2 separate regions of the Homo sapiens genome follow, and region 1 is linked to region 2. A link is an interaction called in ENCODE POLR2A ChIA-PET data of the cell type or tissue named here. Cell type or tissue: endothelial cell of umbilical vein. All regions are shown on one strand. Each heading gives the region's core, and the rest is flanking DNA. Links, peaks and the distances in the headings are about the cores only.

Region 1 (2,814 bases), core at 290-2,789, 68 kb before region 2:
AATGGCTCACGATGCCTAAAATATTTGTACAAACAATGAAGTTTCTGCTGAACATCTGCTTCCTTCTGGGAGTCTGGAATTTTAGGATGTGCTAGGTAGGGGTGTTTACATGACAGCCCCACATAAAAACCTTGGGCACTGAGTGTCTAATGAGATTCCCTAGTAAGTAATATTTTACACATATTATCACAACTCATTGCTGGAGGAGTTAAGTGCATCCTGTGTGACTCCACTGGGAGAGGACTCTGGGAAGCACATGTCTGATTTCCTTTGTCCCATGTGCCTTTTCCTTTTGCTGATTTTTGCCTTGTAAATTTTTTTTTTTTTTTTTGAGAGACAGAGTCTTACTCTGTTGCCCAGACTGGAGTTCAGTGGCCCCATGTCGGCTCACTGCAGCCTCTGCCTCCTGGATTCAAGCAATTCTCCTGCCTCAGCCTCCCGAGTAGCTGGGACTACAGGCGCGCGCTGCCACACCGGCTAATTTTTGTATTTTTAGTAGAGACGGGGTTTCACCATGTTGGCCAGGATGGTCTTGATCTCCTGACCTCGTGATCCGCCTGCCTCGGCCTCCCAAAGTGCTGGAATTATAGGCCTGGGCCACTGTGCCTGGCCATAATTTTTATCCTGTAATAAATTATAGTCGAAAGTATTGAGTCCTGTGAATCAACTTAGAGAATCACCAAACTGCTTCCAATTTTCTCATATGTAAAATGGGTTGCTATAATAATGATGATATCTACCTTATAGGGTTGTTTTAAGTATGAAAAATATGGTGAAATATGTGTGAAACTAGGGGCCGGATGTAGGATGAGTCATACAGTGGGTGGTTATTATTACGGATCATATTAACTCTTCAGGTAAAAACCATCTTGTAGCTGGGCAAGGTGGCACATGCCTGTAGTCCCAGCTACTTGGGGGACTGAGGCAGGTGGATCGCTTGAGCCTAGGAGTTCAAGGCTGTAGTACGCTATGATCACGTCTATCAATAGCCACTGGACTCCAGCCTGGACAATGTAATGAGAGTCTGTCTCAAAAAAAAGGAACAATCTTGTGTTTGCGTGTGTGCTCATGTCTTTGTTGGAATAATACTGACACAGTCACTCAAATTAACTCTCAAATCTTTGATTATTCATTTGATGGGAACAACAGGTTTATGTGCCAGCTTATCAGGACCCCTAGTTCTTTCATTAAAGTGTGTATGTGTGTGTGTATGTGTGTATGTGTGCACATGTGTGCTAGTTTTCTTATCTAACGACGAAGTCCTTTGGGAGGTTTACTTTTTCATTACTATTTTTTTCATGCTTTCCTTTGATGTGCACCTGGCAATTTATAGAGCCAATGTGTACTACATATTCTGCTGCAGAAAATGACAGAGGTGAGGAAGGAGCAGGAAGCAGATTTAGAAAGGAATGTTACAGTTTATCAAGTTGTGACTAATGGAAGCTATTAAAACAAAAGGTACCAACCCATCTTAAATATTCACTGCCTCTACAACTATTTTTCTATAACTGTTGTTCCTTGTCAGCTCTGGGGTGGAGGGAATATTCCTGAATGTTTTATTAAGTAATTCAAAGATCTTCCTAGGTATGTGTATCAAAGATCCTATGATGTATCTGTCTTGTAAATTGAGACTGGCATATATTGGGCTTACATTACTGGGAAAAATGTATGTCATCATCATTGGTGAAAAAGAGTTTCCATAGCAGTTTTTTCTAAGTAGAGAGATAAATGAATCAGACTTTTGGAGGAGGTATGTTTTAACTCACTGGAGGATCACACCAAGTCTGAACATCTAAGGAACCCTAGTGGAAAACTGGTTTTCCTGTATGCTGCTCTAGCGATCTGAGGAAAGGCCTAAAAAAAGCCAGTGTCCCTGTGATATTGTGAAATACATATATGTGGTCTTTGTTCCTGTTTCCTGGCATACAAGTACTAAAAATCCTTGGAATCTCCAAAGTGCTGTCTTTTTGTATATTAGTGTTGACTGATAGCTTCAGAGTGGGGCTGGTCAAGTTGATCACCAATGGCCAGTGGTTTAATCAGTCATGCCTATGTAATGAAGCCTCCATGAAAATCCAAAGGGAATGGACTGGGGAGCTTCTAAGAAGTGTTTTTTACCTTCCCGTGAGCCTCCTGTGCTGAACACGTGGAGGGTCACGGGAAGGTAAGCAAAAATTCATTCACATGCTGGGAGGGTGGCACATCCCAACTCCACGAGGACAAAAGCTCCTGTGCTCAGAACCCTTCCAGACTTGGACCTTGTATCTCTTCATTGGCTTTTATTTGTATTTTAAAAAATATCCTGAGTGATAAACTGGTAGATGTAAGTGTCTTCCTCAGTTCTGTGAACCACGCTAGCAAATTAATCAAACCGGAAGAGGGGGTCATGGCAACCCCAACTTGAAACCTGTTGGTCAGCAGTTCCAGAGACCTGAACTTATGACTGGTTGGAAGGACGGGGTGCTCTTGTGGGACTGAGCCCTCAACTTGTGGATCTGATGCTATCTCTGGGTAGACAGTGTTGGAGCTGAATTGGAGGACACCTAGCTTGTGTCCACTGCAGAACTGATTGCTTGCTTCCTGCTGGGGAGAAATCCCTATATATTTTGGGGTCCAGAAGTCTTCCGTGTTGATTGTTTTTGTGTGAGAGCAGAGGAAAAATGGTTTGAGAGTTTTTCGGGAAACAGCCCCTCTTAGTATAGTGGTAGAAACACTCCAAAAATAAAATATGCTACCCCAAAAATAAAAAATGAAAATAAAAATAAAAATCTGGAGTGGTCAGTTTGCCAAGAGGATTTATGGAGCATCTAAGGT
Region 2 (2,814 bases), core at 223-2,722:
GCCAGTATGTCCAGAGTTGTCTCAGTTCCCTCGTTATCTGTGGTCTGGAGGATCCATATGATGGTGATCCAGGTTCTGAAAAACAACTCTGGAACATCTGTTAAGATGTTATCTTTAGTTTCTATAGGAAACCAAACATCTTCTGACTCTGACCTCCTTGGTGATTATTTTAAGCTACTGTTTCCCTTTTTGCTTATCGAGTTGCTCATTTACTTCTCAAGGCTAGCAGGATGACTGGACTTTCTCTTGAAGGAACTCAAGCTGTTCCTTTATTTTTATGCTCAGGGGCGGGGGGCACTCAGCAGGTCCCTAAGAGGTATCCCCGCTGTGTCTCACTATGGGTGAAGGCTCAGCGGGAAGAAAGCTAGATACCAGTTGGAACTCTCTTAAAGTAAGGAGATCTTGGGTACTTTATTAATATTTTTTTCAAGCTTTGGTAAAGTATGAAATAACTCTGGATTAAGAGGAGAAGAACTAGAACTTAATAACCATGACATTTGGGCAAATTGTTTGAAGCCTCAGTTTCCTCAACCTAAAAATAGGAATTATAACTTTTTGAATTGTTCTGTTGTATGAGATAATGACAGTGAAATATTTTGGAGCCAAAAAGCAATGCATACTATTGGGGGTTATTATTATTTTTTGATCTTTCAGCAAGCCAGCTATAGTAGCTTTTCCTATATAAACACAGTATGAATTCAGTGCCCTCGCTTTCCTGACCCTCACAGCATTCAAGCCCTGTATGGACCGCTGAGCTCTCCCTTGAAGCACCCCTTAGTCCAGTATTCTTTACTATTTTCCCCTTTAACAATTTAAACTTCTTTCAAAACAACTGGCAGTAGTTTTTTAAAAAAGAAAACAGGCTACTCTTCAAATTAAAAAAAAAATTGTCTTGCTTTAGGAAAAATGTTCTTCTGTCTTTTCCAATTATCTTATTTCTTCTGCCTCTCATCTGCCTTGCCTAGGCAGAATTATTCTCAAGCCTGCACATGCTGCTGTGCCTCTCTGGCTTCTAGGCCAAAACATAGGCTAATAGTACTCTTCTCAGCTCACTGAGCTCTTTCCTGCCGTCATTCAAATCACCTCTGAAATCCTGCCTTTTGATAAAGTAATTTCTGACTGATCAGAGGAAAGTGATGATTTTCTCTGTGACATGTCTTTTTATTTTCCATCACACTCAGTGTCTTGTCCTTCTATGCAACATATCCATGTATTTAAAAACCCTTGTATATGTATTTGCCATGTATTTGTGAGGTATAGCTCGTGAAGTAAAAAAAGTCTTTATTTTTTTAAACACATCATCATTTCAGCTTCAAAGTCAATGTGGTCTCTTGAGAAGTTAAATATGCTGCATTTGAAATTTTATGTTTCTCATTTTTCATGTTTTTTTTTAAAGCCCCTTTTAATTCCTCATGTATTTGAATATTCCAGGAAGCTAGTAGAGTAAAAAGCCAAAGTGTTAAAGTGTTTATAAGGAATGTGACTCATCGAAATTGACTCACACAATTCATCAGCTATTGTCATCCATATGTTCTCATTATTTATGTGGCTTTTGCTTTATTTAATCAGATGACTGAACTTATCATCGTGGGATTTTGCTTGTAGTTGTTTAATATTATATAATAAAATACTCTTGTGTGAAACAAGTTAATTGACTTTTTTTAATTAAAAAAAATTTATGTGAGAGTCAGGAGTTACATGTGCAAGTTTGTTACATGGGTATATGTTGTGATACAAAGATTTTAGCTTCTAAGGATCTCATTGCCCAAGTAGTGAACGTAGTACACTATAGGTAGTATTTCTAAACACTTTTCCCCTCCCCCTCTTTTGGAATCCCTAGTGTTTATTGTTCCCATCTTTGTGTCTATATGTACCTAATGCTTAGCTCTCACTTATAAGTGCGGACGTGTGATATTTTGGTTTTCTGTTTCTGTGTTAATTCATTTAGGATAGAGAGACTCCAGCTGCAGCTGTGTTGCTACAAATGACATGAGTTCATTCTTTTTTATGGCTGCATAGTATTCCATGGTTTATATGTATCACATTTTCTTTATTCAGTCCACCATTGATGGTCACCTGGGTTGATTCCATGTCTTTGTTGTTGTGGACAGGGCTGTGATAAACATATGAGTGCAGTTACCTTTTTTTGTATAACAGTTCATAATAAAATACTCTTAACAGTAGCACAGAATTTAGATTGCTTTTCAGGCTAGAAGGGATAATTGAAACATAGAAAAAAATAATGACTCCTAAGCATAGAAACAGACCCAATCATAAAGCTCTCTTCCTCTCTTTCTGCCTAGTGTTAGATCTTATTCATTGTCTTAAAGCACTGTGACCATTTTCAGTGAAATCACAGTTTTATTCATGAAAAGACAATGAATTGGTGTAAGTAATCATTTGAGGATGAAGGTGACTAGTCTGTGATCAACACCAGTACTTGAAGTACTTGTAAAACATGAATTGACCTTGGTTAAATTGCAGAAAATAAAGTATTAGTATACATAAACACATTTTCTCTCAGCATTGAAAAGTTATAGTCTATAATTTACCTGCTTGCTAAGAATAAAAATATTACTTAGAGGTTTATCAAGACCTTTTTTCTACAAATGGATTTAATGTACAGAATTATTCCATTTTCTATCTGTGCTCTGTATACTACCACCTAGTGGAATAAAATGCAAATTTACCTGTCAAAATCAGGAGAAGAAAATGAACCAGGGGAAATTTATTTCAGGAAAAAATTTTCATAACACGTTATTGTTACTTCTTTTAGTATAATGTAGTTTGCATAAAATACATTAGTTTGGAGTG

What was found. Peaks named below come from ENCODE experiments on the same cell type or tissue, not always from the same donor. Only the 100,000 strongest peaks of a DNase experiment are listed, where the experiment ranks them.
Region 1: POLR2A ChIA-PET joins it to region 2 with 8 read pairs; 3 of 35 experiments call an interaction of 5 or more read pairs at or near these places.

What each region holds. Positions count from the first base shown.
Region 1 is chr12:24,920,389-24,923,202 of GRCh38, reverse strand. All of the region lies in intron 1 of BCAT1 (branched chain amino acid transaminase 1), which reads left to right. Among named protein-coding and RNA genes, the nearest start is that of BCAT1, 27 kb to the left of the region's middle. In endothelial cell of umbilical vein, for the core only: no CTCF peak of the experiment used is centred there; DNase peaks (open chromatin) are centred at 832 and 1,362; H3K27ac peaks cover 1,820 bases.
Region 2 is chr12:24,852,462-24,855,275 of GRCh38, reverse strand. The region is part of intron 5 of BCAT1 (branched chain amino acid transaminase 1); the gene reads left to right. Among named protein-coding and RNA genes, the nearest start is that of BCAT1-AS1, 34 kb to the right of the region's middle. In endothelial cell of umbilical vein, for the core only: no CTCF peak of the experiment used is centred there; DNase peaks (open chromatin) are centred at 1,485 and 2,545; H3K27ac peaks cover 2,500 bases.